Linked DNA regions of Mus musculus: all the other regions are linked to region 3. Evidence: chromatin loops called from intact Hi-C (ENCODE). Cell type or tissue: left cerebral cortex. All regions are shown on one strand.

Region 1 (8,000 bases), 120 kb after region 3:
TCCTAGAGATCCAGATGTAGACCTCTCAGCTCCTTCTCCATCACCATGTCTGCTTGTATGCTGCCATGCTTCCCACCATGAGGATAATGGACTAAACCTCTGAAACTGTACGCCAACCCCAATTCAATGTTTTCCTTTACAAGAGCTGCTGTGATCATGGTGTCTCTTCACAGGATAAAAGTTTTACTAAGACAGAAATTGGTACCAGGAACTGTAGTATGGCTGTGATAGGCCTGACTGTGTTTTTGTTTGGAGAAATGTAGACTTTGGGACTTTGGGTTAGAAAAGCAGTTCAACACTTTAAGTGGGGCTCAATGGGCCATCCTAGTAGGACCATGGAAGACAATGGTGTCTCTGAACTGTGGGGGCCTGACTCAAGAGGTTTCAGAAAAGAATATGAGCACGTGACCTAGAGATCATTCTGTGATATTTTGGTGAAGAATGTGGCTGCCTGTTGTCCTATTTGTAAAGTCTGCCTGGGGCTAAATTGAAGAGTTCTGGATAAACTGTGTTAGCACAGGAAATTTCAAAGCAGCCTAGCATTGACTCTAGAATATGGTTATTAATGTTCACACTTATGAAGATCTATAATGAAAAGGAACAAGCTGATAGAGGAAAATTACAAAATGTACAATTTGAGGAGAAAGGGGGCACCAGGAAGTGGAATGGAGCTGAGTCCTGTGTTTTAGGTGATAACATTTTGACATGAATGGAATAAAGGAAGTAGTGGCCTCAGGGCAAAATCCCACCCAGGTAAGCCCCCAACTGTAAAAGGAATTAAAGAGCATTTAGATCCAGGTCTCAGGGTACACACCTTTAATCCCAGCAGTCTGGAGGTAGAGGCAGGTAGTTTGAGGTCAGCCTGGTCTACAGGACAGTCAAGCTTAGGCAGGGAAGGAAACCATAAAAACCAGAAAATTGATGAAGATGTAAAAGAACAAGGGAGTCATGGTTGAGCCCCAGCAAGCAGAGAACTTGGCAGAGAATTGTGCTTTAGAGTCAAGAAAAGGGTTATGGAACTCTCTGTGACTAAGGAAAGCCACCGAAGCAAGGTCTGTATCAGGGGTGTCCCTGCATGGAGGCCTAGAAAGGACATTAGGCAATGCTGTGAATGAAGGTGAGGCCTGGATTGCCCCCAAATGTTGAAGATATCAGAGCTATGGGACACCTGCTGAGGAAAGCTGCTAACAGGGAATGGAATTCACCAAAGAAAGGGTGTTACAGTGGTGCAATCCATTCACCCATACACACAATAGCAATTAATTTAAAATTCTTAAATCTCTGAGTTTCTAGCTCCTACCCCAGGTCACTTCAGTTGGCATCTCTGGCATGGAACCTGAAAGTAAACTTACCTACGCTCCCAGGGCAGCCAAGTTTGCAAACCAGTTAATGGGAGGAGAGGTGGTGCTCCCTCCTACAGCCGAAAGCTATCATTGTTGTTTGATTTGCTGAATCCTGGGGTAACTGCACTGAACCATGAAGTGTTAATGCATAGCAGGCTCTGGGCTTCTCACAGGAAAAAAGAATAAAGCATATAAACACTACAGGCTAGAGGAGGGCAGAGACTAGCAGTGTGGTAAGAGAAGGGAGTGGGAATTCATATGAGAGATAGTCACTAATCAGAATAGGAAGGGTCCTAAGGTCAAGGTCAGGCTCAAAGATGACCCAGGTTCTAGAAGAAAGTGGAATATCAGGATTGTGTGTATAATTTGTAGGACTTGGTATTAAATGAAAATACAGAGTCTCTTGTTTGGAAACTATGGAGAAATACAAGACAGTGGCAAGAGAATACAAGACCCAGCATGGGTCCTGCAGAGTGGAGCTGGGAGCACACCATGAAGCCCACATTGTGGAAAGGGGATCTCGGTTACTAGTGGAACAAAGAGACCCTCCGAGATGACCTAGGGGTGGAAGGTGCTACAGTTTCCTCACAAGCTGATGATTGAATGCTCAATCCCAAGCTATGGTACCATTTTGAAGGTTGTGGAGCCATTAGTAGGTGGGGCTTGCTGGACAGAAAGAGGTTCCTAAAGTTAGGCCAATGAAAGCTATGCACACCCCCAGCTTCAATCCCTTATACCATTACACCTCCTCCAATACACTGAACTGAAATTTCTTAAAAACATGAATCAGAGTACACTTTCCTTACCTTAAGCTTGTTCTGTTTGGAACACCAACGAGAAAAGTAGCTTACATAGAAAGCCACCCATTAATGATCTTTCCATGTAAAGGTCCACAGACATGCTGGCTGGACTGGTATAGATTTTTTTCTACTCATAAATGAATGGCTTGAGTGGCAGATGTGATGTTGAGACTGTAGGTACTGACTGGGTGGGTGTTGAGATGCCTGGAGTATCATGACTCTGGGGAAGTAGTTTGTGGAAGTGTGGGAGGCTTATCTGGGTAGAAGAGGAGAGTTATGGCAAAATTTCTGCTAAGGCAGCATGCAGCAGTGTCAGGGTGAGAGGTTAGTGCAAGAAGGAACTGACTTACAGAAGTCTTAGGTGATTGTAAAATGTTTGGAGGAACTAAAGAAGCAAGTTTTTATCCCCCCAGAACACCTCCCCAAGCCATAACACTTGATTCTTACATTGTCTGCCTGTCCGAGGACACCTGGAAGAAGCTGTCTCATCACTGAGATGAGCTGCCAATATTCTAGCAGCCTGGACACAAGGTTGGGTCTGAAGCTTAGCTGCTGGAAAATCTTGAGAGTTCTTGCTTGACTGACCAGCATTATGCACAGCAGCCATGGTTGGAATCTCAGGAAAGCACACCTTCCTTTATCTTCTCTTCTAGTTTAATCAGCACCAGTAATCTGGTTCCAAAATCCTAGCTGCAAGGGAGTCCCCTCATTAGTTTTCCAATCTCTTCACACAGTGGAGTGAGTCCCTAGTGAGGTGTCTAGAGTAGCCATCATGCTGTCAGCAGTAATGGACAGGCAATGGAGCTATTTTATGAATATGTAGTTAATGAGCTCCTGGTCTTGCTGAAAAAACATAGTGATCCCTCCCTCTGCCCATATCACAGTCTTCCCTCCTCCTCTTGGTTTGCTTTCTCACCCCTTCATGCACTGGATCTCTCCCTGTTCTGCTCACTCATTCCCTCCTCCCCATTTTCCTCTCCCTGGCTCACTTACTCCTCCTCCTCTCAGTTGCTCATTTATGCTAACTAATCCTAAATGTGTTCACAACAACAGAAATGCTCTGCAGCATCATATTTATACTGAAGGTTACTTCTCTCATCCTCAGTAGAGAATGTGAATTGGGTTTTTCTCCAATAAAGAGAACTAAGCCAAGTTGTCCACTGTACCCGTAGCCCTCAGTTTGTGGCTGTTTCCTAGATAGTAAGGAAGAAACCAGTGCCCAGTTAGAGATGAGCAGGGGAGGGAAGGCAGATGAAAAGAACGCCCACAGACCTTGTCGCTCGAGGCTCAAGTGGAATAATTCCTTGCTCACACTCTGGAAGACTTTGATGATAAGAGCAAGAAGTATTCCTTCTGATCCTAGCCAGCCATAGAGGCCCTGGGACTGAGACTATGCAAATTCTCAGTCACTTCTCCAGTGTCCAAATGATCTTCTGAAACCAAACGTATAGATTATAGATAGATAGATAGATAGATAGATAGATAGATAGATAGATAGAGATAGATAGATAGATAGATAGATAGATAGATAGATAGATAGATAGATAGATAGATAGAAGCTAGAAACCTCTAGACCAAGCCATTGTTCTATCATAATAACAGCAACTAGAAACTAGAGATAACAAATGTAAATAAGCTTTGGCCTCATTTTAATTTAATGTCTCCAAGACAGAGGAAAGTTAGAAAAAGCCCAGCTATCCCACAGCATTTTCGGCGGTAGCTACCACGTGAAGGCGCATCCTGATTCCTGGAGGATCTGAAAGTAAATCAAGTAGAAAAAGCTTTGACTTTAAGGAACTTACAGTGTACTTGTGCAAATGAATGAGATCATTTCAGACTCAAAACCGCATTGTCAGGCAGAGACTAAGGAGGCGGATGCAGAGACGCTGGAACCCATCGGACAGAGTACCCAAGCAAAGGCTCTGTGGAAAGACCTTGTTTTCTCTGAAGCTCAACAAGCACCAGATAGGACATCGCAAAATCTCAGAAAGGGCATTTCAAGGAGAGCAGTGACCCGGCCTTGAGAAACCCCAAGCAGAGTGCTTCCAGAACTGGAAGTCGGTGTGCCCAAGCACAGGCAACAGGACCAAAGCCCTTGCAGATAGGTTGGTAAGGGCGTGCATAGCCTACAAATGGAGACCCTGATTTTTTTTTTTTAATTTAATTCTAAAGCACATTGATAGCTTGAAGTGACAAATGGCCCAATTTGATTCTTTTTAAGCAGTGCTGAATCTGGCCTGGTGTGGAGCATGTGTTGCATGGAAGAGTAGGAGGCAGTGGCGAAGGTGAGACACGCTGGGGTTTGCAGGGTCAGGGGCAATAGTGAGGTCAGACCAGAGACAGGCTGGTGAGTCCAGAGCTTCATCAGTGGATTTAGTGTGAGGTGGGAGCGAAAAGGGAGAACGAAGTCGACTCTTAGTGTTTGGTTACAGCCCCTAGGTGAAGAGTAGAGCCTCTGACTAATGCCAAGTAAAGTGGTTGGGAAGAAAATCCAGGATGCTGTGTTAACCAAAGTAGGGGAGAGCAGCCTCTAAGGCATCCAAGCAGACGACTGAGCGGTCACAGCTAACAGGAGAGTAGCAGCTGGAGAGTCAAGCCACAGGAAGGCCTCAGACCGCCTAGCTGGTGGGGCCGGATGAGTCGCAGACCGATGCCCTAAGCCCTGGTCAAAACCAACTTCAGAGACATGCAGCCTGTGTAGTGCAGTCAAATGCGGTCCTGCCCTGACGGAGTTCCTGCACCTGGGTTGATGCTCAGCTGCCACCATCTTGTGATTCTTAATGCTTTCTGACCAAGAACCCTGGCGTCTCCCCCATGAACGACATAGCCAGCGCTGCCTGAGACACCTGAGTGTTACGAGGCGTGACGTAGGAGGACATACTGCTGAAGGGTCTCAGAAAGAGTGGGCACTGAAATCGAGGAGAGCCAGAAGGTGTGAGAGCAAATGAGCCCTGAAAAGCCTGTTCCAAGGTGACATCGTGGTATCATTAGACATCGTGAGGCCCAGAGGTGGGTGGGGCCAGAGTCTGGGTGCTCGGGCTCCCTTGGCTTCCTGCCTCAACCTGAGGAGACTGTGGAGGCCCGCTAATTCGCAGGTCTCTGGATGGGCACCCCCTGTACATGTCTGAAGGCAGAACTGGAGGTAAAGATGGGAGCCGATGGAATCTCTTCATGATGGGGAAGGTGGGGGGTGGAATTCTATTTTAGCTGCCCCATTTTCCACTTTGAAATATAAACATCTGAACAAGAGTATGAGGAACTGTTAAGGCCTTGAGAAGGAAAGAGCATGATAAATAGCTCGGAAGACAACTGGAGGACTTGCTTTGGCTCTCAACATCAGAGTTTATTCAATCCATCACGGGGGAGGACACAGGGTAGCAAAGCAACACGGTCATAGTGGCCAGGGAGCAGAGAGAAAGTAGTGGCTGTACCTCAGAGCCCTCTCCCCACCCCCACCCCCCATTTTTAACTCCTTCCGGGCTCCTAGGACAAACTAGATAATCCTGCTAGCTGATTCTTCTGGAAACTTCCTCAGACACACAGCCAAAGGTGTGCCTTCCTCATCTCATCTCAGGGGCCCGAAATCCACTCAGACTGACAAGATTTCGGGGCAAAAGCAAAGGAACTTTGGTAGATAGATTCTGCGGCCCGAGAGAGGAATATCCTTTCCAAATTCATGTTGAAACTTAAACCCCACAGTAGCAATGCCTTAGCAAGCTATTGAGTAACCGCAGCAAGTTATTCAGTAAGCTCTTAATTCTCCAGAGCAGAATTAAGGCCTTTCAAGGCATGAGCTATGCCCTGAGGTCGCCGCTGAAGGCTTGGTCTCTAGTTTACAGTGCTATTGAGAAGGTCTGCGTCGTAAGGATGCTGACCTTACAGTGGATTAACTGAGTCCAGTCTGTCCCTGGAGAGCTGGATCCTGGTGGAGGATGGAGAGGGGCCTCTGGAGGGCACATCTTGTCCTTGGTGTCTGCAATATTCCTCATCTCTCTCCTGCTTCCTTCCCAGTAGACATGACCATCTTTGCTCAGCTACAAGCTGTCTTCCATGATGTCTAGTCTCACTTTATACCAAAAGAAATAACACTGGTTGGGCATGGTGGCACACACCTTTAATCCCAGCATTCAGGAGGCAGAGGCAGGTGGGTCTCTGTGAGTTCGAGTCCAACCTGGTCTACGGAGTGAGTTCCAGGTCAGCCAGGTATATTACACAGAGTAGCCCTGTCTTGAGAGAGGGAGGGAGAGAGAGAGAGAGAGAGAGAGAGAGAGAGAGAGAGAGAGAGAGAGAGAACACAAGAACTAAATGACAGTGGACTAAGGCATTCAAAACAAGGAATAAAATAAGTATTTTTTTCCTTCAAGTATCTTCTTGGGTACTTTGTCTCTGCAGCGAACAGCTGACTGACTGAAGGCTCTTATAGAATGTTCTGAGGAAGTGGATTTGCTTCTTCTGCTTTTCAGCCTTTTGGACTCGCAGTGTGCATCTTCTTTGCCCTTCAGGCCTGTGGTAGTGCTATGTATATGTAATAGGTTTCCCCGTTCCCAGGAGTGCTAAAACCTTCACTCTGAACTCCCTCGCCTGCAGCACTGGGAGATGCACATCTCTGAACTTTATCATTACTGGTCACAGGTAACTGTAGCACAGAGAATTCAGTTAGGGTCTCAGTGGCTCTGCGAGTGGCCACCTAGGGTGATGGGCATAAGCCCGAAGTAGAACCAGTCAGCCCAATGGTTAGACTTTCTCCAGGGAGTTCAGAGTGGCAGGGGAGAGAGTGAGAAAATGGAAAGAAGAGGTAAACTGAGGACACAGGACAAGGGGGGGTCACGGAGGTGAGGTCAGAAGTGGCGCAGTGTGTGATGGCTGGCCTGTGCTGGGTAGCAGGCAAGGGGGGTCACGGAGGTGAGGTCAGAAGTGGCGCAGTGTGTGATGGCTGGCCTGTGCTGGGTAGCAGGCAAGGGGAGTCACGGAGGTGAGGTCAGAAGTGGCGCAGTGTGTGATGGCTGGCCTGTGCTGGGTAGCAGGGGCTCTGTGAAGAAGCAGAGTGAGTGACACCCTTCAGAAACTGCTCTGTAATGTCCAGAGTCAGGGGTAGCAAAAGGCTGATCTTGTAATCTAACCCATGTGAATGTGTCCTTAAGGTCTGTATTCTCAAATTCCATCCCAACCCTATCTCTTTGCAAGGACTGGGTTCCCAAATCAAGATCTTTTTCTTTTCATTCAAGAAATATTTTAATCTGGAACCTTACTTTTAACTTAAGAAGACAAATGGGCCTTTACAGTTTCCATTCATTACAGTTCTGGGTATTTCAGGCCATAAAAAGATGAGCCTTGTGGAAGCTTTAGGCTGCTCAGAGAATAGGTTAAATCCAGGACTTTCTGGGGAAGTATATGGAAAACAGATGAAGTTTCTCTGGAGCAATGGAACCACAGAACATTGTCTGTGGGCGTCCTCTGCTGGCTGTAAGTGAGAAGCAGTCGGGAAGTGGAAGGTTTCTTAGAGATGGGCTGGAATGATAGATAACACAACAACACTGGGCCTTACAGAACAAACTCCATGTTGCTTCTTTAAATGCTGTAATGACAGTCACACGTCTATGCTATGTCTGAATTTTTTTGTGTGATAGGACTCTTTCCTCAGATAAAAGGCACTTTGAAATATTTTAAACAAATTGTATTCTTTGAGAAATTTCAGACCACCCTCCTCCCATTCTCCCCACCCCCACTTTGTCTTCCCAGATTCATGTTGTCTTTTTTAAACCCTCTAAGCCCACTTAGTGCTGCCAGAACGTGTACAGATGTCCAATCATTGCCGGCACGTGGACCTATGCAGTCAATAGGCTGTTTCTCAGTGTCT
Region 2 (8,000 bases), 48 kb after region 3:
TCATGAACATGATAGAAGAGAATGGCAGCTATTAACAAACAGATCCAGGCAAATAATGTCCTGGTTTATGTAGGAGCCGCACAGTACGATCAAATGCCGTCTGCTTGAGGACTTGCAAAGCAAAAAGCAAAGTGCTTTTGAGACAGCCCAGGACATGGTGTTGAAAAGCTCTGTGCGGAGAAAGCAAAGACTGAAGGCTGTGTATCCCCCAGGACGTACAGTAACAAGTCCCATGATCTGTCACCTTTGGTTTGTTGTGCTTCGCCATGACAACGTCTTATCACTGATAGATGTTTCTGGATCCAGAGCTGACACTTGAGGAAGTGGCTCTACTCAACTAGCTTGGTGGACGACGACTGGGTATGAAAAGTCAGCCACGGATAACAGATCTCTGCCGGGCAGATATTGAGGGGGCTCTGTAAGCAGCACCCCCATGGCCATCATAGTGATAGCAAAATAAGGCATTGTTAGAAATCTGGTAACTCCAAAGTCCCAATATCACCAGCTAGATGCAATTAATCTGTCACCTACAGCTGTAGCTAATCAGCTACTTACGGTTGGCTCAAATGCATTAAAGTTGTCACTTTGGTGACACAGAATGTTAAGATGACTGCTTAGAGGGTGGACCCAGATGCCACTAGCTAACCCCAGCTCCCCAAGGACTCAGTCCTACCTGACATTCTTGTGCCAGACTCGCCATCTTTGCTGCTCTGAGACTGCACACTTGTCTTCCTGCCGTTGATTACAGCTCCCATCCTTCTTAGACCATCAAAGGATCCCAGGGCTCTCGTGAGCTGTCAGAATAGACAACCTCAGGAGCCAGGCAAATAAAAGAAATGAGGCAGCCTGTGGCAGTGGGCCACTGGAGAGCATAGGTGTACAACTCGGGTAAACGACTAGATCTCCCAATTTTAAAGATAGAGTAGAAAAACGAGGATTTTTTCAATCTGATTCCAGAAAGAATTCTGCAGTGTACAAGAATGCTTGCATGCTCACTCGCTCCTCCCTTGCTTGCTTGCATGTGAAGGTCAAAGATAGAGGTTAAGTGTCCTTCCTCACTTGCTTTCAACCTTATTATTTGAGACACACCCTGCTCCCACTGTTGTGATTCACTCCTCTGTTTGATTCTTAGCTGACAATCAGGCTTTGGATGGGTGTTTCCTGACTTCCCCACCCCATTATAGGAAGTCCGTCTGTGCGTCACACTGATGCGCTACCAGCAGCATCCTTAAATCCCCTGATAGGCCTGCTGAGAACCTTGACCCTACCACTAACACCATGGGACTTCCTTTAACCTGGCATAACCAGGTGTGTTTGTTTTGAGCTAGTTTGTGAATTGGAATTATTGGAGGAAAAGTTTCCTTTTTTTTTTCAATCTTTAAATTTTTTTAAAATTAAAATATAATTATGTTATTTCTTCCATTCCTCCTTCCTCTAACCTTTTTATCCTCCCTTGCTTTACTCTGAGGGAGAATTTTCAAAGTAGTTTCCTGATGATGCAGGAAAATCACTCTTGGTCATATACTTATATAGGGTGTGAAATTCTTAAGTATTTTCTTCTCAGGGTTCTTTGATTCCTTTTCAACTACTCACCTTAAAGAGTTTGAAAATTTTGAGGATTATTTCCTTTGATATACCCTTAGTATACTAACAACTAATTTTTAAAATGTACTTATTAATCTATTAACAAATTCATTGCATATATAAAGAATTCATTTGGTAACATTAAATATGCAAATCAAAGCTGATAGAAAGATAAGATTGGCCATGTTTCACAATTTTACAAGTCTGGTACTCCAGCTGGAGGCATTGAAACTTTTCCTGTGCTCTACAACATCCAACAGGCTGCAGTTATTTTGAATATGGTATGTGACGAAAATTTGGCTGTGTATGAATTTGCAATTGACAAAGGGAAGTATTTTGGAGATCTGCTAAGTTAATTGCACATCCTCTTCAACGATAAACTGAAACCTAGAGGACAGCTTCTCAGATGCCAGTTGCCAGGCAGAATCTCCAAATACAGAAGTCAGTTCTTAGCATTTAGTTACAATGAATCTCCTTCAGTCCCTGGCGCTATTGTACTCAGACTGATTTCTAAACTAGCAACTGTGACACTTGTAAATCCGTCTGGTTAAGGGCAGTCTAAATGTTGGCACATTTCCTTATGTTATCGTCACATTTCCTTATGTTATCATCACATTTCATGTGACATCTGGAACATTCCACTGCCAATTCTGTGAAAGAACGAAAGTGATAAATGCAAACTCTGACCTAGCATTGAAACGAAATTCAAAGCGACCTTCCCGCAAAACAATGGAGTCTTCCCTTCTTCAAAGACAGGTCCTGCTGCAACTGTAGGCTGTCACTGATAGTTGAGTGGCCATACAGAAAGTTTTCATTTTCCTGTAGTTTGGTTTCCAACTCTTAAAGTGGAAGTATTACACTTGAACCCATGTTTACCTGTAGGAAGAGGGTTGGCATTTGAGACAGAAAAAAATGCCACGAAGAACTGTCCCTCATGTTATTCTGGTTTTTAATTTTTCAGTTTCCTTCAACAAGTACCACTCGCCCAACCTTCACATCAGACAACCCTCACATCAGACAACCCTCACATCAGACAACCCTCACATCAGACAACCCTCACATCAGACAACCCTCACATCAGACAACCCTCACATCAGACAACCCTCACATCAGACAACCCTCACATCAGACAACCCCAGAACCCTTGAGAGAAACCCGGGGAGGTAATACTGTCTTTCATTGTGACTTGGCAGATCCAATTTTGTATTACTGCATACGTCTGAGGCTGATGCCATTAAAAAGTGGGGAAATGATCATTTCTCACACTGTTAAACATTTCCTCTGTTGAGTTTTCTTCTGTTCTCCCTGCGGGTATATCTGTTGAGGTGTTGTTATTGGTATTCCTAAATATATGTGACATGGACAGATGTTGGTGACCTCATGGAAAGTAGCAACATCAGAAGAGCTAGAGGTGGGATTAAGAAGAGAAAAGGAGAGGAGAAAAATTCTCAAATCTCCTGGCCGCAGTTTTCCAAACCGAGGAGTCTCAAAGCTTTTAGTACTTGACAGTATTTTGCGCAAAGCCTTACGAAGCTCATCTTGCTGGTGGGTGGAGAGGAAGAGTGAGATTCCCCACTGGTCCCGAGCTTTCGGAAAAATACAGATGGCCACACTACCACTGCTCGTTCTGCCCTATCTCCTGTTCTGAGGTAAGAGGCTGAGCGAGGGAGCCTGCCCGTTCTTCTTAAACCCTAGCTTGCCTCTCCACAGCTGCAGTACCTTGTCAAGAGAAGACAAGTGTCAGCCTCGTGGGCAAGTGTGAGGATTAATGGTGATAATCCTCCATGGAAGTGTGTGCCAGTAGTGAGGGGCCACAGTAGCCACGCCACAGCATCGCCAGTGGAAGCCTGTTCCCTCCTCTGAAGGCTCTGACTACCTCGGATTTATGCACATGTTTCTCTGCGGCATGTTTTTATTCTTTTCCCACAAGAAAGGTTTTGGCTGGGAGCTGACTTTATCATGCATTTGTTTATTTGTTTATGACAAGGTCTCATGTAGACCAGGCTGACCTCAAACTCACCATATAGCTGGAAGTGACTTTAAACTTCTGAACTGTAGCTCCGCCTCCCAAGTGCTCAGTCGACAAGTGTGTGGCACCACACCTGTTTCATGCAGTGTTGAGGATGGAGCCCAGAGCTTCATGCATGCTACCAAGTGAACTAGCAACACCCCCAACTTGATCGTTGGTTTTAATGGGATAAGCTTCTTCTTATAATTCCCTCCCTCCTCTCTCTCTCTCTCTCTCTCTCTCTCTCTCTGTGTGTGTGTGTGTGTGTGTGTGTGTGTGTGTGTGTGTGTGTGTAGCAGGGTTCATCAGAGTCCTTGGAAAGCTCCTTTTGGACACTCCCAGTAACAGCAAGGACATTTCAGCTTCATGGAGTAGGCAGTCTGGAAGGACAAGGGGTCGGTCTGAAAGGCTCTCTTCTGGCAGTGAAAGTCCCATAGAAAGAGACCCAAGAGAAATCTCTGGTATTTTCCAATGACTATTGAGCCACTTCTTGTTACTTTCTGTTCTCACTTGATGTGAACAGCTATTATCCGCTATGTGGTCCTAGTGCCACAATGCTTGACTCAAACATACGGAACCAAGAAACCACAGACTAGTCCTGTTAAAACCATGAGTCAAATAGATCTTACCTCCCTGAGTTGTCAGTTTTCTTGGTCTCAGCTATGCAAATGCAGCTAATAGTTCTCATAGACCTCGCAAATGCAGCTAATAGCTGTCTTAGACCTCCCAAGTAAGCAGTAGAAAAATGTGGTCATGGTTCTTGGAAGAGTGATTTCAACTGTCAAGCCGCTGCTTCCTTCTTATCCTCCAGAAATCAAGTTTGGTTCACAGTTCCTTTCTATTTCTTGTTGAATTCCCCCCTTGGGTGTCCAGAGACATTTCACTTTCAAATCATAAAAGGAAAGAGAGTGGTGGGTTTATAATAAGCATAGTGCCATTGTTGACCTCTGTGTGACTTGACTTCCAGCTAACTCATATATTCAGAGAGAAAAATGGGATCGGATGTGGCCATTCCTTTAGCACTGCACAGATGAGGGGAAGTGACATCATGGCTAGAGAGGCGTCAGTGGTCTGTGTCTGAACACACATTCTCAGTGGGCTCCCTGGTCTGTGTTTCTCATTGCCGTTCTCCAGTTGTCTTGGCACTTGGCACTCTTTCCTCTAGGCTCTACTATGACCAATGTAAGTGGGTTGTGGCTATTGGCCAGGTGAGGTTAGGAGATTTTACCACCCTTTAAGTATTCAGATTTAAGTGTCTGTACTAGATGTGGCTTCAAAACCCATCTAATTTCATCCTGGACAGGCTGGGTGGATCTCCAAGACCAGGAAACACTTTTCACAGCAGGTTAACTGAGAACTACCAAAGCGTGGGCTGACTGCTGAGCCCACACATTCTCTGGGAAACAAGTTACAGGATTCAACTTGAAGCATTCACTTAAAGCTTCCGTTTTTCCCTAAGGCTGATATTGAAACAGTTTTCACCTCTCACACACCACTCAATGCCCACCAAAGCGCCTGGTAGAATAGGAGCCAATAACTACTTGTTCAATGGATAAATAAATGAACATCAGAGAAAGTCTACATCAGTGAGAGTCTATGGAATACTTATCCGGTATGAAAAGTAATGAGCCGGCCTCAAAGAAGTTGTTGGTATCAGGTTTAGGTGTCTCACCAGACAACGCTTCTGTTTATTTCCAGCGTCCAGAGTATTTTTAATTTGGCGAGTGAGGAAGTTGACTCACCTGGTCCTCTCTCGGAGGCATGATTCTTTCCTTCCCTTCTCTATTGCATGAGTTCCATGCCTGTACAATCTTTCCACATGCAGAGTCTCTGAACCCCGAGACCAGGTCACTTCTTAGGCGCATATGCCTCTGTACCTGCTCAGTGTAACACGCTACACACTAGATTGACGTGCATCGTCCCAAATACAGTGAGTTTCTTTCCCTGCTTAATGTTCTTACTGCCTTGCCAAGTTCTTAAGAACACTGTTTGCCTAAAGTAGACTGAGCTCCCTGAGTTAGAATGGCTGGAGACCCCTCATACCTGGTCATGTTAGATAAGTAACTCAGCCTATCAGAGAAGCAGCCCCTCTCTTCATAGCACACACTCGGTAGCATTTCCTGCTGCCCGCCTGACTTCCAGAGCCAGACAGCTGTGGGTCAGCGACTTCAGAGCCACAAGCTGCCTACCGTGGCTCAAGTTCTTTGTTCAACTCTTTCCCCGAATTTTCAGATTGCCTTGGTAAGAGAGAATGAAGGTAGGAGGAAGAAGGGAGGTAACAGGGGAAATAAAGATCTAGTCTGAAGTAGTGCAGCTGCCTGAAGTCAGGAAAGAATGAGTTCAAGGAATGTGTCTAGAAACAAAACTGACAGGCTTCATGAAGAAGCTGATCTCCTGGGAAGGAAGGTGTGGGAGATTCCTGCTGGTTCTGAATGGTGATTCTATTGGCCGCGACTGATGAACACACTGTCAGGGTGTGAACCTGAGTTGTCCTTCACGGGTTCATGTTGTAAATGCTTGTCCCATAGCTGTGGCACTCTTGGCAGAATTCTCATTGCTTCCTGCCTTTTTTACTCTTCCCCAGCTACTGTGGAGTAAGCTGAGTGGCCCAAGCTCTGTGCCCCACAATCCCTCCCAGGCACATTCAGCGGCCCACTTTGGTAAAGGGTATTGTAAATCCTTTATGTCCTCAGGTCCTGAGACCCTTGCCCATTTGCAGCACTCAACTGTCCCTGCAGTTTCTGTGGAAAGATAAGTTTCCCTCTTCTGCATTGTATAGTGTATAGCAAGCCTGCCCTAGAGAGAACACAAAGGGTTACTCGGTACGGCCAGCAGTCACAGCAAGGGGTGATGAGACAGAATAAAAATGATTAAGATAAAAATAAAAAATAGTATCTAACACTTACTAAAGCTCTTAGTAAGTGCCAGGCAGAGTTCCAAGGGTGACACCTTGCTTAATCCTCATGACAGCCTTATGAAGTGGGTAATGCAGATCCCCTGTTTATTCCTGCTTCTGTGTTAAGAGAGCTCAATTTAGTTCATCCCCATGGCAAGGCAAAGGAGCCAAGATTACACACACAAACCTACTGATTGCGAGAAGGATACTGAGAACATTAATGAGAAAATGTAGAAGGCTTAAGGTACTAAAAGCTGGGGTTGTAGCAGAGTTAGTAGAGAACTTACCCTGCACACAGGAGTTCCTGACTCCAGTCCCCAGCACCACATAAAACAAGGTGTGGCGGTGTACACCTGCAATCCCAGCACTCTGGAAGCGGAGGCAGGAGGATCGGGAGTTCAAGGTCATCTTCAGTTACCTAGTGACTACAAAGTCAGCCTTGGATGTGTGAGATGCTGTCTTTTAAAAAAGTTATTTCTGGGGGATGCCCCGAAACATGGAGGCAAGACAGGGATTTCTGCCTTGCAAATACAGCTCTGTTTCTTCACAGTGTCTCCAATACTACACAGGTGGTAGGCTCATCACTACCGATGGTGAGCAGCCTGGCCCGGGGTGAGGTAAGTTAAGCAATAAAGACCAGGAACTTCTGTCTGGCAGACACCCCTTCCAGAGGAACCATTTATCCTCTGGAATCCCTGGCCTGACTCTGCTCTTCTCAACATCGCTTCTTACCCAGAGTAGTAACTTTCCAGCCCCCTCATCATCTCTCAGCAGCCCCCTCTTCAGCACCAGGGGACCCTTTTCAGGTCTAGCATGAACAGCTACAGATCTCTCACTGGAAGCATCTATGCGTTTATAGCTCAGGTCTCAGTGACTTAGTAGCTGTGTGTGTAGATGCATGTAAACAGGAAAAGCAATGCTTCTAAGATCCCATCTGTAAATGACCACCATTACTGGGAGCTCCTGTTGCGTTCTGTGGGATTCCTCAGACCCAGAGCTTAGGCTAAGCATCGCCACTCTTTGTCTCTGCCCCTCTTGCTTTGTGTGCCGTGCTTGCTGTGCTGGAAGGAAGGCCAACAACCCAATACCAAAGCTACAAGAACCCACAGCTGGTGGACCAACCCCGGCTTCCGTGGCTGTCAAGGGTCACTGAGGTTTTTCTCAGGAGTGCAAAATATAGAGCTGGTGAGATGGCTCGGTGGGTAAAAGTGTCTCCTTCCCATGTCTGTGTGATGACCTAAACTCTATAATAGGTAATGAGACCAATATCAATAAGGTAGTCTTACTAATAAATACATCTGCACCCCTGTTCTTCAAACCTGAGAATGTATGGAAGGCATGTTGAACAGTGGCTCTGCGTGCCTTATGCCAAACTGGCTGTCAGGTTCCCAGAGCTCACCCTGGCCTCTTGTCCTCTGTTCCAGGCTGACCGGATACCCTGGCTCTGGATTCCAGACTGTGGCTCGAGGGTGCAGCATGGGCCAAGGGTTCCCTCTAGTGGCAGTGGCAGTT
Region 3 (8,000 bases):
AGTAGGAGGGCGAAGGTGAGCAGCCTTGGATGGCACTCCTCTTTTTCTGTGTCATGGTCTGATGAGTTCTGAGCAAGCAGCCTTGAGCTCCCACTACCACAGCCCCACCCAGAGCCACGTGAGCCACAGGGCCGCCCACACCATAGGGAAGCGCCTCCACGGATCGAAGAACCCCAGACCTTGAGCCCCAAAGAACTGCGCTGTGGTTGCTTCTGGAGATGTTTACCACAGTGAGAAAAGTGGCTGACACCTTAGGAAAGGGAAGCTCGCTGACTTCAGGGCATGAATATGATGACTGGGTCTGGGTTTTGTGAGCATCCCAGGCTGGGACAGGCAGGGAGGTTGAGTTAATGCTGCCTGGTCTTGGAGCTAGACACAGGCTGTATGTATTTAAAGGGTTCCATGGATACGGGCAATGCTTTGCATGTTAAAGCAGCGGAGATGGAAGTGAGGTTTGATAAAGCAAGAGCTTGCCAGAGGGGATTTCTGAGCTGTTTTCTCCATCAACCAAAAGAGGTGTTAATCCCCTATCTAGATAACGGTCCTTGGCACTAAACTGCGGTCGATCCACTGTCAGGCAGGCCCCGCTGCTGAGGAATGTTAAAATCATACAGGACAGTCCCGAGCTGGCTCCTCCCCACGGTAGGCGTAGGAGGGACCGTGAGAGCTCTGAGCATTTTATTCCCCAACCTTGCTGCCCTCTCACACCAGGACAGTAGCAACAAATCAATGTTCCTGATCATACAGTGGGATTTCACAGCTCTGACTGTTTAAGGCAAAGTCAAACAAGCAAGCAAAAAAAAAAAAACAAAAAAACAAAAACAAAAACAAAACAAAACAAAACAATCCTGTGACCCAAGGACAGAGAAGAGCTGGCACATAAGCATCATCAATGCATTTTTTTCTATTTTAAAAATAAAAACTCTGAGTTCAAGGCCAGTCTGATCTACATATTGAGTTTCAGGTCCACTAGAGCTACATGGAAAGACCCTGTCTCAAATAAGATAAAAGCTTGGGGCTGGAGAGATGGCTTAGGGGATGAAGGACTGCTAACAAGCCTGTGGATCCGAGTTCAGTCCTCAGAAGCAACATGGTGGAGAGAGAGAGACTTGACCTCCGTGACTCCCGTGGGTTGTCTTCTAATGTTCCACAAGTGCCCTGTGCATACGTGCACACATGTGCATGCGTGCACACACAGATAAATAAAGATATATGTAATTTTAAACAAGATGATGTCGTTGCTAAGGCCATCACAGTGCTGTGCTTATTCTTACGCTGTCTTCCTTTCCCACGCATCTTACTCTGTCAGCGTCCTTATGTGTAACATCACAGCACTTACTCTGTCAGCGTCGTTATGTGTGACATCACAGCATCTTTGTGTGAAACACAGAGCAGCTATGGGGCACAGTCCTTGTGAAGAACCTCCCGATGCAGATCCGAGTCAAAACAGATACATTGCAGCACATGTGCCATGTACCGTTCCTAACGTATTGATCTCCACTCTCGCGCGTGGTCTATCTCAAAGCCCTTTTCTTTTTCTTCTTCTTTTTTTTTTTTGTAAGAAGGTAGAAGGTCATATCTTTGTCTCAGCTTTACTTCTTTGGCTATTGTTATGATTTTGATATGGAATATCCCCTCCAAAGGTTTAAGAATTGTGAGCTTCTTCTCCAGCTGATGGAAGCACCTGGAAACCTTAGGAGGCAGAGTCCCACCCAGAGGACGCGTGCCCCCTGGGGAGCCCATCCTTCCTTCCTTTGGGGCTGTGCCCTGTCCTTGCCGTGGCCGGGGCTATGGAAATAAACCTGGTGGAGGAACCAATGGGACAGAGACTGAAGTGTCATAGGCTTCTGCGACTCCTCGAAGAGTCCTGGTCTGCCATGCACCAGTGGTGAGACAACTCTAAGGACCAGAGGCCAGGGTGGTGGCTGCCTCCCCTGCCTTCACTGAAATCTCCCAGGGGACCGGCCCTTCTACTCCCTGGCAAAGGAGTCAGATCCAGCTAAACAACACATGTTGTGCCCCATTTGTCCTTGAGTACATAAACTCTAACTGGCTAAAGATACCATGTTGTTTATGTACTAAACAATGAGGTTAGATCTGCGCCTCGATGCTGGTTTCTGGAGTTCAAATCCTAGAGATCTTCATGGGCTCCACCTCCACGTTCCCCCCATTTCCCAGTCCCTGTTTCCACCTCCACGTTCCCCGCATTTCCCAGTCCCTGTTTTCACCTCCACGTTCCCCCCATTTCCCAGTCCCTGTTTTCACCTCCACGTTCCCCCCATTTCCCAGTCCCTGTTTCCACCTCCACGTTCCCCCCATTTCCCAGTCCCTGTTTTCACCTCCACGTTCCCCCCATTTACCAGTCCCTGTTTTCACATGGCTTGAGTCATATTCTTCTTCCACACTGTGGCTTCCCTTCTTCTGTCCCCTCCCCATCTTCTCTCTCTTCCTCTTCCCTCTCTTCTTCTCTCATTTCCTTCCTTCCTTCCTTCCTTCCTTCCTTCCTTCCTTCCTTCCTTCCTCTCTTCTTCCCCTTCTTCACTCTCATCCTCTTCTTACCAGCTTCCAAGAGATGTGAAGGCCCAGAAGTAACTGGGGGTGAGCACTGAAACTATGTGGGGAATGACAGCACCCCCTCAATACCTTGTTTCCCCGGTCTTAACAAAACTACTACTGAGATCAAACATGTTCTATAGAGCATTCTTCTCTTCCTCCCTCCCCTTTCCTCCTTTCTCTTCCTTCCCTTGTCCATCTTACCACCCTTCCTCCCTTTTGACTTCCCATGTGCAATTTGCAACTCTTGGACGAGCCCTGTGTACAGTGCGATTCTGCAGTACAAAGTGAGTGGGAGTGGTTAAGAATTGACTAGGAAGCCGTGTGGGATCCCAGTGACAAGCCGGCCTTGGGCGCCATCACGCTGGTTTCAGAGGTTGGCTCTGGCATTTGAAAGTTAACGGGAGGGGGTGGGGTCATGTTAGCAAGAACAGGTGACATTAGAGCTATTATGTCTTTTCTTTTAAACATACCATCTATGACAGCAATTGTTTTTGCCTCTAGGCAAATTTCTAATTGCACAGAGGATGCTCCCTGTTAAAACATCAGTCACAGGGTAATTTCCTTTTCGTTAGCACCTGGTGATGACCCGCTCTTGAGAGGCTACCACCATGGTTGGTTAACAGAACGTATTACACACATGTACTTATAGGCACACACATTCTCACATGTGTCCATGTGTCTGAAGTGTTTCTGTGTCTCATGTAAGCAGGATCACATTTATTTCATCACACTGTCCTTTCCTGATGCCGCGGGGAATGTGTGTGTGTCGGGTGTGTGTGTGTCAGAGGTGTGTGTGTGTGGTGGGTGTGTGCATGTGCTGGTATTCTTGAGATCTGTTTCGTCCTCCTGTGTCTCTGTTCCGTAAAGACCCAGGACAGTTGATGGATGCCCCTCTTCATTCACAGAAAGCCTTTACCCACACTGTTCCTAGCTCATTACACAGAAGGTTTTCTATTTTGATGTAATTAATGATCTTATTTAAGGTTACTAAAATTTTTGTTGAAAACACTTTCTTAGTTTTTTTTTTAGAAAAAGGTTTATTTTATTTCACTGTGTGTGTCTGTCTCTCCGTCAATCTCTCTCTCTCTCTCTCTTTCTCTCTCTCTCTCTCTCTCTCTCTCTCTCTCTCTCTGTGAGTGTGTGTGTGTGTGTGTGTGCGTGCGCATGAATGTGTGCATCACACGTGTGTGCAGGTGCATGTGGAAGACAGAAGAGAGCATCTGACGTCCTGGAGTTGGGTTGCAGGCAGTCGGGATCTGCCCACTGTGGATGCTGGGAACTGAATTCAGGTCCTCTGCAAGAGCCACAGGCAATCGTAACCACTGAGCCACGGCTTCAGCCCTGTAAAAGCCTTTTCTATTTATGAAATATTTTTCTTTAATTCTATATATCTATATTGTAGAGTTTAAATATAACTTATTTAGGATTTACTTTTGTAAGTGTGTGGCTTAGGTTTTAATGGACAGCCTTATTTCAATACTATTTATAAATATAATTATTTCCCAGCTTATTTAAATGTTACCTTCTTTGCATGCTTGATTCCTACATACACATTGACTGACCAGTTTCCATTGTGTTACTTCAATATTTGGTCTATTTTCATAACAGTAGTATTTTTGTAACTATAGTTTTCCAAATACTGTTTTTTTTTTTCTCCCCCGTTTTTCCTATTTTCAAAGTTGTCTCATCTCTTCTTGCTCACTATCCCCATATGACTTTTAGGGCACATTATCCAGGATCTTTGATTGACAATACATTGAATTTATTAATTAACATGGGGGAGAATTAACAGATCATTTTCTACTTGTGAATTTGATGTTTCCTGGAAGCAGAACGCTTCCTCTTAACAGTAGTATGCCGTTCTCCCCATGGCCACCAGGTGGCGCAGGAGCAAGCCGCTCCTTAGGAGTGTTTGAGAAACGCAGTAAAGTGAACTGCAACTGTGCATTGGTCTCTCCTGGGATAGAAGGAGCAGGTGATTTTCCTTCATTTTATAGGTGAACAGGAGAACCCAGGAAAGGTTCTCAGGATCTGGAGACAGTGCAGAGCCCCTGTCAGCTTTAGCATCTGAAAGGAGTGAAATGAATTGGAAATTCAAAGCAAACAGGAAAATAATTTCTCAGAACCAGACTGTTCCCTTCATGGAGCTGCTTACAGCCCCACTCCCCATGAGACGCGGGTCATGGGATCACTAAGCTTGGGCAGGCAACCTTTAGGGTGTACCTCACACCCATGTCTTCCCTCCTCAGGCTGTCATCCTCATCTGCCTTCTGCTGTTAACCATGAGCCTCAGCTCCCCTCCCAATTCATCCTTTAACCAAGTATTTGTATTGTGTGTGTGGAGGGGTGGGGGTGAGAGCAAAGTAAGTTAGTGTTTCAAGATGAAGTCACTGGGCTACGTGAGAAACTGGGACACCAAAAGCTAGGGAGGGTTGTTGATAGACATCAAGGAAATGTCCTTAGTAGTTATCTTGGTTCCTTCTGGGTTACTCATAAGGAGCCTCTGAGGGGCCTCAAAGGACCAGAACATTAGCATCTGTTGATCCCGGGGGACAAAAGGCATGCGTTCAAGACAAGCTGTAGAATAAGCTCCAAGCATCTGCAGGCAGCTCTCCTGTCTGCAGCAGCTCAGGGCTGCCACTTCCTCTCTATCACCAGTCACAGGAAGGCTGTTAAAGAAAGTCACTGAGGAAATTAGACCTTTGGGCATGCCTCTCAGCACCTAGTGTTTTGACTTCCTGTAGCCTTAAGAAGAGGAATTAGAAGCCCCAGTGTTGCCTGATAAGGCCAATGGTGGTGAGACTTCTGGAAGAAACTAAGTCTAAAAGTTATGCTCCCCTCCCAAGAAGATATTCTTTGTTCAAGAACACCATTAGCAAGCTGCAATATTGGGACCCAGAAGGCACTCTGTGAAAAGCTCTACGGGCTGTTCCTCTTTCTTTGAACTCACGAGGGCTACCAGGGCTCCTCTTAGTTCTCAGTTCTAACCTTGGCTGCATATAACTCATAGCTGGACAGGCATGAGGAAATCTCTTGTTTGGTGTGTGTGTGTGTGTGTGTGTGTGTGTGAGAGAGAGAGAGAGAGAGAGAGAGAGAGAGAGAGAGAGATGTGCAGCACATGTGTGTGCATGTGTCTGTGCACATACACCCATATAGAGCATGGAGAGGCTAGCCATGGATATCAGGCATCTTCGTGTGTGTGTGTGTGTGTGTATGTGAGAGAGAGAGATGTACAGCACATGTATGTGCATGTATCTGACAGAGGCCAGCCATGGATATCAGGCATCTTCCTGCATCACTTTCCTGATTATCTTTCAGACAGGAAGTGTCACTGTCCCTGAAACTGATTGACTGGACTAGATGGCTGGTGAGCTGCAGGACGCTCATTTCCACCCCTTGCCCATCAGCACTGTGGTCATAAGCCTGGACTTCGGTAGGTGCCAGGGATGGGACTCATGCTTTTCTGGAAGGTTCTTTACCGATAGCCAGCTCCCTAGCCTTGACACAAAGCCTTAATCCAGAGTGTGACCTGATTGTCATTGGTCCCCGTCAGTCTGACAGCTCTGGATACCCCAAAATACTATGCACATGTTTTAATTGTCTATCACATCTTTCTGGAGGGCAAAGGCCAGCCTTATCTGTTTTTCCACTGCAGAGATCTGCTGCAGGACTTGGGGTTCACTGCTTGTGCCATATCAAGCCAGGTCTTGTCACCCATCCTCAATAAGCCAAATTAATAGGGAAAAAGCAGGAAAAGAATATTTAATGCATCGGCACTGGGAAGAGGAACAAGAGGCCCAGCATCCCACACTGAGCTTGACTTTGTAAATCTCTACCCTGGAGAGAAATTCCACCTCTGAATGTCTTGGGATCCAGCCATTTCCTCTGCCAGCAGGAAAGTCAAGAGGAAATTCTGTTTCTTGGGGTCCCCTCTTTCAGATAGTCTGACAGCCAGATGGTGGAGGCCAAGCGTCCCTAGAGTATATCAGTCGGGATCCACAGGCAGGCTCCTGGTTCAGTATGACAAGTGGGGTCACCCAGAGGGTGTTTGTGGGTGAGTAAAGGCAGTTCTGAATGGCGCTACCCTCATAGGGCCTCCCTCTTTGGAGAAACCCCAGATAATGCCACATCCCAGAGCTGTGTGTGTCCCTGCAGCTGGTGCACTGCGAGGGTTTCCGTCCGAGCCCTCATAAAAAGCCCCAGTGATAAGCAGAGGAAACGGCTTGCCTCTGGAATCTTCAACTGCTCTGGAAGGAGCCTGGTGTGTGCTTGGGATGCACAGCCACTTGTTGTGTGAGGTGGAGACTGCTGTGAGCTCTAGGGAATGCATGTCCAGTGTTTGGTGCTGAAAGGCTGGAAAGAGAAGCGGAAGTGTCAGGGCAGCTGATTCTCAGAGATGAAAGGGTCTGTGCCTCCCTGGACTACAAGGGATGGCCAAGGGAAAAAATGTGGGGATAGCCAGGGGCATCTCAACTGCTTCTCAGTTTTTGAAGGAATTAGAAAACCTGTTTTCCTCTTTTTAACCTGACCTATCTGATTCCCTTTAAACTTTCACAAACCCCCACAAAAAGAAAACAAACGTAAGTAAAGCTTGAATGGAGGGTCACTCCTTTGGAGACACTGAGATCTCTGAGATAGCAGGCAAGGAGCACACCTGTTATTCGATGCGTTCTCACGACCGGCCAGGAAGAACACAACAACCAGAATCTTCTACGGCAAAGCTTTATTGCTTACATCTTTATGGGGCCAGAGTGTAAGAAGCAAGAGCGAGAGCAAGAGAGAGAGAAAAACGAAACCCCTTCTATTTTAAAGAGAACAACCATTGCCTAGGGCGCATCACTCCCTGATTGGCTGCAGCCCATGGCCGAGCTGACGTTCACGGGAAAAACAGAGTACAAGTAGTCGTAAATACCCTTGGCTCATGCGCAGATTATTTGTTTACCAACTTAGAACACAGGATGTCAGCGCCATCTTGTGACGGCGAATGTGGGGGCGGCTTCCCACAGTTCCCCCTTTTTCTTTTAATAAGAGCAAATAGGCCACCCATATTAATGAGAGTGGAGATAGAGGTCAAATCCCCAGTGTGTAGGTAAAGGAGCCATGTACAGGATTAGCTCTTAGGCTTACAGGCTTTTACCCAGAACAACCCTGACCTGCTCCCGTGTCGTTTTGCCTGGGGGAAGGGAACTAGGACACTGAACCTTCATGAAAGATGACATGTCTCCCTAGAATAGGCTCATATATGCCGCAGAGCCTTTCCATTGCAGTGCTTAGCCTTGCAACTCTCTCGGGCTGCTGAAGCACACTCACTCTATCTCGTGCAATGAGACTAGCCTCGTGAGATATAAGAGCTGAGTGGCCAGCGACCTATTGCCTAAGCATAGATATATCAGGGGAAGCTCCATGTTCTAGTCCTGCAAGCGCCTGGGCAATAACCACCTTGT

Evidence for each region. Hi-C counts contacts between places; a loop is a spot of excess contacts. Peaks named below come from ENCODE experiments on the same cell type or tissue, not always from the same donor. Only the 100,000 strongest peaks of a DNase experiment are listed, where the experiment ranks them.
Region 1: it touches region 3 in a loop (4-fold over the local background); 24 of 42 quality-filtered maps call a loop at or near these places.
Region 2: a loop joins it to region 3, with 2.9 times the contacts of the local background. A loop is called at or near these places in 29 of 42 quality-filtered maps.

The regions. Positions count from the first base shown.
Region 1 is chr6:87,514,843-87,522,842 of GRCm38, forward strand. The region is part of intron 1 of Arhgap25 (Rho GTPase activating protein 25); the gene reads right to left. Among named protein-coding and RNA genes, the nearest start is that of Arhgap25, 14 kb to the right of the region's middle. In left cerebral cortex, a CTCF peak has its summit at 7,595 (motif pointing left); DNase peaks (open chromatin) are centred at 3,138, 3,357, 4,033, 5,052 and 1 more place; H3K27ac peaks cover 236 bases.
Region 2 is chr6:87,443,247-87,451,246 of GRCm38, forward strand. No RefSeq gene overlaps it. Among named protein-coding and RNA genes, the nearest start is that of Bmp10, 18 kb to the left of the region's middle. In left cerebral cortex, a CTCF peak has its summit at 7,991 (motif pointing left); DNase peaks (open chromatin) are centred at 3,175, 4,947 and 7,974.
Region 3 is chr6:87,394,888-87,402,887 of GRCm38, forward strand. No RefSeq gene overlaps it. Among named protein-coding and RNA genes, the nearest start is that of Gkn3, 10 kb to the left of the region's middle. In left cerebral cortex, a CTCF peak has its summit at 4,429 (motif pointing right); a DNase peak (open chromatin) is centred at 4,440.